Linked DNA regions of Mus musculus: region 2 is linked to region 1. Evidence: chromatin loops called from intact Hi-C (ENCODE). Cell type or tissue: gastrocnemius. All regions are shown on one strand.

What was found. A loop is a pair of places that touch in the nucleus more often than their neighbours do. Peaks named below come from ENCODE experiments on the same cell type or tissue, not always from the same donor. Only the 100,000 strongest peaks of a DNase experiment are listed, where the experiment ranks them.
Region 2: it touches region 1 in a loop (2.5-fold over the local background); 2 of 42 quality-filtered maps call a loop at or near these places.

What each region holds. Positions count from the first base shown.
Region 1 is chr9:30,919,874-30,922,373 of GRCm38, forward strand. Adamts15 (a disintegrin-like and metallopeptidase (reprolysin type) with thrombospondin type 1 motif, 15) reads right to left here. Exons shown (of 8, transcript NM_001024139.1): 1 at 1,408-2,500. The coding sequence starts at 2,364. Among named protein-coding and RNA genes, the nearest start is that of Adamts15, 1.3 kb to the right of the region's middle. In gastrocnemius, a CTCF peak has its summit at 1,057; DNase peaks (open chromatin) are centred at 1,091, 1,879 and 2,423; H3K4me3 peaks cover 2,500 bases; H3K27ac peaks cover 2,382 bases.
Region 2 is chr9:30,709,163-30,711,662 of GRCm38, forward strand. No RefSeq gene overlaps it. Among named protein-coding and RNA genes, the nearest start is that of Gm31013, 72 kb to the right of the region's middle. In gastrocnemius, no CTCF peak of the experiment used is centred here; a DNase peak (open chromatin) is centred at 1,155.

The DNA.
Region 1 (2,500 bases):
GAAACCAGGTGGTGGGAGGAGAAGAGGCTGGGAAAGGAGGAAGTTCCAGCGCAGGAAAGGACTAGCTGTGCCAAATGGGTTACTGTGGAAGACTCCGGCTCCAGCTCGTGGGCGCCAGACCAACTCTAAGTGGCCATTTAGAAACGAGGAGAGTGAGAGCCATGGAGGTAACAAAGAACCCTGTACTGTGGCCAGAATGTTGTGGTTATGATAATAATTTAAAAAAAAAAGAGCGCTGTAGGGGTTCACATCACAGCCCCCCAAAACTCAGAGAAAGCAGGGCACTTGGATAACTCTTTTTCTCCAGTGTCTAAAGAATTTCAGAAATCCAGATCTTCCCAGCACCCAACTTTTAGTTCAACTAAATGTTCACAGGTCAATAGCTTCTTAAGATAGAAGATCTGGTAAAGACGCGAGGAAGACAGGGCTCTCTTTCCACATCTGGGTCCGTCTCTCTAGTCCCATCTTCATATCTTTCCAACCCTGCAGCTGGAATGCCCAAATGTTCTTGACAGCAAGGGCAGAGCAGGTGTCCTGCCCTCGAGGAAGGGTCTTCAGACTAGGACACGAGCACTCTTCCCTGCTCTTAGGATGCAGCTAGCTAGCTGGACAGGTCACCATCTACTAACAAGGATCTGAGAAAACTGAAAGGCAGTTTCGCGAGCTTAGTTCTAAGTGAAGCTCCAAACAAAATGGTTCCAGTTCCAAACAGGTGGCCTTCTTAGACTGCACGCTAGGAATCATACGGACAAGGCCCAACAGAAAAGGATGCAGCGAGAAGCGGCGATGGAGTGTATATGTAAGTCTGGCCTTTCATAGCAACTCACAAACTATTACAATGATCCCCTCCGTCTCAGTCCAGGATTCCCAGACCCAAGACAGAGAAAGAATGACATGTTGCCCACTAGAAATGCAGCAGGCACTGACCTTGAATCACCTTCCAGGACTCCATCCAGCAAAAGTTAGCCTGTTTGGAGATGTCAGAGAAAACTTAGCCACCCACAGAGGAAAAGGGAAGGAGTTCCCATTGCCACCATCTACAACACCATCCTCATAGCGCCTCCTATCGATCTTGAAGACAAACTGCAGCTCAGGGGCGGCAACTTCCTGGGTTCCAGCCCCTCAGCGCCTGATCCAGAAGGCGTTGATTGGCTGCATCAGGACAACACCTTCGGAAAAAGCAGGCTCTCCACCAACCTCCCCAGAAGCACATGAGATGGAGCTCTGCTGAGCCTAGGAGAGGACTCTGTATAGAACTTCCAACGCTAGAATTCGAAAGGAACCAATTTAAAGGGGGCATTGGGTGGCACAAAGGGGCTTTGGAGATCTAAACTCAATGATCCAAAAAAAAAAAAAAAAAAAAAAAAAAAATGGGGTTGCATCCAAAGAGGTGACAGATGAACTCACCTGTCTGGTGAAGAGGATGGCTGTGTCCCAGTACTCAGGGTGCTTATCGCTCACTTTGTTCAGCTTTTTCTGCCAGGCACAGAAGTTGCGCAGAGTCAGGGCCGCGTTGCCTGTGACCTTGGGCCCAGTGTCACGATCTCCTAAGAGTAGCACCTTGACCACCACGATGTTGATAGGGTTGAGGATGCTGGGGTGGCGGTAGAGTCGCGCCGCCGTGGCCAGCAGCGTCAGTAGATAATGTTCCAAATCCGCGCCGTGAAACTTGACCATTGACTCGTCCGCCACCACCAGTGTCTCCACGTACCGTGGTATAGACACGAAGCGCTTGGCGCGCCCAGACCTGCGGCGGTTGTGGCTCTCCCCCGCGCCCGTCCGCCGTGGCTTATAAGGGTCCAGAGCCCTCAGGATGGCGGGGTTCCAGCCCGAGGCCACCCCGCAACGAGAGGTGGGGTCTCCGGAAGGCCCTACAGGAGCACCCCGGCGCTGGAGAAGGTGTGCGCCCTGGCTGTGACGCTGCGCCTCTGGCGCGCTGGTGTTGGGCAGAGGGCTAATGACATACTCCGCACCTCGGTAGCCAAAGGCTCCGCGGAGACCCCCGCATAGGCTCACAGCAGCAAAGGAGTCTGGCTCCGCGTTCACATACCCGGAATAGAAGCAGCGTCGCAGGTCTAGAGAGCTGCCAGTGAGCCTCTGCAGCGGGACACCTAGATACTCAGTAGCAAAGGCGGGAGCCAGGAACTGGGCATCTGGCGTCAGGTGTAGATAAAAGTCCTGCTGAAAAGCTGTGATCTGAAAAATGAGACCCTGATCCCCGGAGTCCTCCGTACCCCTCCTGTAGTAGTGGCGGCCATTGATGTCCGGGTCCCGTCGGATTGGAACGACCACCTCCCACTCTGGCTCGGAGCTGCCAGCAGGTCGCCAGGCGAGAGCCAGGATTGAGATGCCCAGTAGAAGCATGGCGCCGGGCCGCGCACAGACGCGCTCTGGGATGGGACTTAGCCCGGCTCCCACGGCAAGCACTGTCCCCTTGTAGCCCACACACCAACGCCCGGGACAATGGGCAGTTCCCAGAAAGGACAGCCAACCAAGTCCG
Region 2 (2,500 bases), 210 kb before region 1:
CCTGATATAGCTGTCTCGTGTGAGGCTATGCCAGTGCCTGGCAAATACAGAAGTGGATGCTCACAGTCATCTACTGGATGGGTGGAACACAGGGCCCCCAATGGAGGAGCTAGAGAAAATACCCAAGAAGCTGAAGGTGTCTGCAACTCTATAGCTGGAACAACAATATGAACTAACCAATACCCCCCAGAGCTCGTGTCTCTAGCTGCATATGTAGCAGAAGATGGCCTAGTCGGCCATCATTGGGAAGAGAGGCCCCTTGGTCTTGCAAACTTTCTATGCCCCAGTACAGGGGAACACCAGGGCCAAGAAGTAGGAGTGGGTGGGTTGGTGAGCAGGGCTGGGGGAGGGTAATAGGGGACTTTCGGGGTAGCATTTGAAATCTAAATGAAGAAAATATCTAATAAAAAATTGAAAAAAAATAAAAGAAGTATTTAACTCACCTGCATACAAAGGAAGCCATTGGCCTAAGTGTGTAAGACCTCAACCCCCTTTTCAGCATTTACTTAAAGCCTTGTAGTTGAGAGAGATTGTAGTCATACCTGACACAGCAGAAGAAAATCAAAACTGACAAGAACTCGGTCATAAAACACAGTGTGTCCTCAGGACCAGATCCCAAATTTTCCTATTTAAAAGCCGTGAGAGAATTTTTTTTAAGTCTTTGTGCTTCCAACCTGATGGACTCGACAGTCCGAAGTGTGGTGTTGGGAAAGAATTCTAAACCCCTGTAACACCCAATCAAAGCACAGCTCCTAATCTACTGAGAGAAAAGAAGCTAAAGAAATGATCACAAGACTACTTCCTGCTCGAGAATAGCTCAGAGGTAGTCAAGGCTTGCTAGTTAATCCAGGGTAGCACAGAGCCCCGCCCTAGATGAAGAGGAGCACGTGTTTCTGATAGCTTTGTCCCCACACCTCAGCTCTACCTTCCATACTGAGTTACAATGCCACCCTTCTCATCCAAGGGTCTTCCTGTAAGCCTTTCTGCATTGGCTCTTACTGAAATAGAACAATTGTAATTTCTAAGTCAAGTAGTAGAATACCAATAACATCTAGGAAAATCATTATTGAAAATGTGATTCCCTATCACTGGCTCCGACCCAGCTTTTTCTTCTCTGCCCCGGGGCCTTCTCTGAGGCAGACTGCCTAGCTGTCTCACTTGGCCTGTTCCCCGGATCACCCCCACACAGATCACAAAGGACTTTCTATGCCTTGCTTGGTCTACTGCTAGCCATAGCCCAGACCCTTGCTCTTTAAGCTGTTCAATAAAGTGGAGAAATGCTATGTAGAGGTAAGCAATTTTTATCATCGTGATCCTCGTAAAGAGCCCTGCTTAACTATTCCCTGACACTTCACCAAATTCTGGTCTCGGCTTTAAATTGCATTTGCAGAACTTGAGCTTTTCCCTAGGAGGGCATCACCAAAGTTTATTTCATGGAACACTAGCTTGACAAAGTGTTCCTAAAACACAGTGATTCCGTGATCTGAATACACATAGTCTCCTGAGTTTCTCATGATTATTCATATTCTAACCCCTCATAAAGCCATTTTTATTGGCTTTTGCCTCTTTTGATTAGCACTAGAAACCGAAAGGCTTTGGAGAAAACATTTTGGACGTGGCTGTTCTAAACTTATCTTTGAAAAGAGATTGCCAAAGAATTGGAAAATTCAGCTGAATGTGGTGGTGTAAGCTTTTCATCCCAGCACTCAGGAGACAGATAGGCAGATCCCAGAGATCAACGCCAGCCTGGCTTAGTGAATTCTAGGCCAGCCAGGGCTACATGCATAGTGAGTGCCTGTCTGAAAAACAAAAAGCGTAATTCAAATCTGTTTCTTTTTAAAAACTAACTATGATACATAAATGCCAAGTTTAATACATTTTCATGAGCTTTAAAAGCTCAGTTCACGCTTTAAGCACATATAGACATAGTAATCACAATGCCAGAGCACTGCCCTGCAAGAAGGCATTGCTCTATTCCACAGCTTCTTAGAATCCATGGTAAGGGACAGATCACATAGCTGAATGCAGGAGGATACACACGCGAGCGCGGGACCATACACACACACATCTGACAACGGTACAAGTTTGCAAACATTTGAAGACCAAAATTAACTCAAAATCAAACACGATGAATCTGAGAGCCTTCCAACAGCACTCAGCCATGCTGAACTAAGCAAGTTTACTGCAGCCTTGTTTCTGAAAACATAACACAACTATTTGGCACCATGTGAACTATACAACCAATAGTGCCTGAAACGCCTTGCTCAGCCTCAGGACCCCTGTGTGTTATGAATTACAGTGGTTTAGTTTCATTTTCTATACATGCCAAGTTTTCTGCTCTTACAAACATCTGTTCAAACACAAAATAGTGTGAAGTGGAGGAGACTTTTAATATTTCTCTTCTACCAGTCCTTAGCATGTCAATATCAAATTAGCATATCTTTGAATTGTGTTGTTAAACTATTTGACTTTTAAAATCCATTTGGGTTGTTAACTTGAG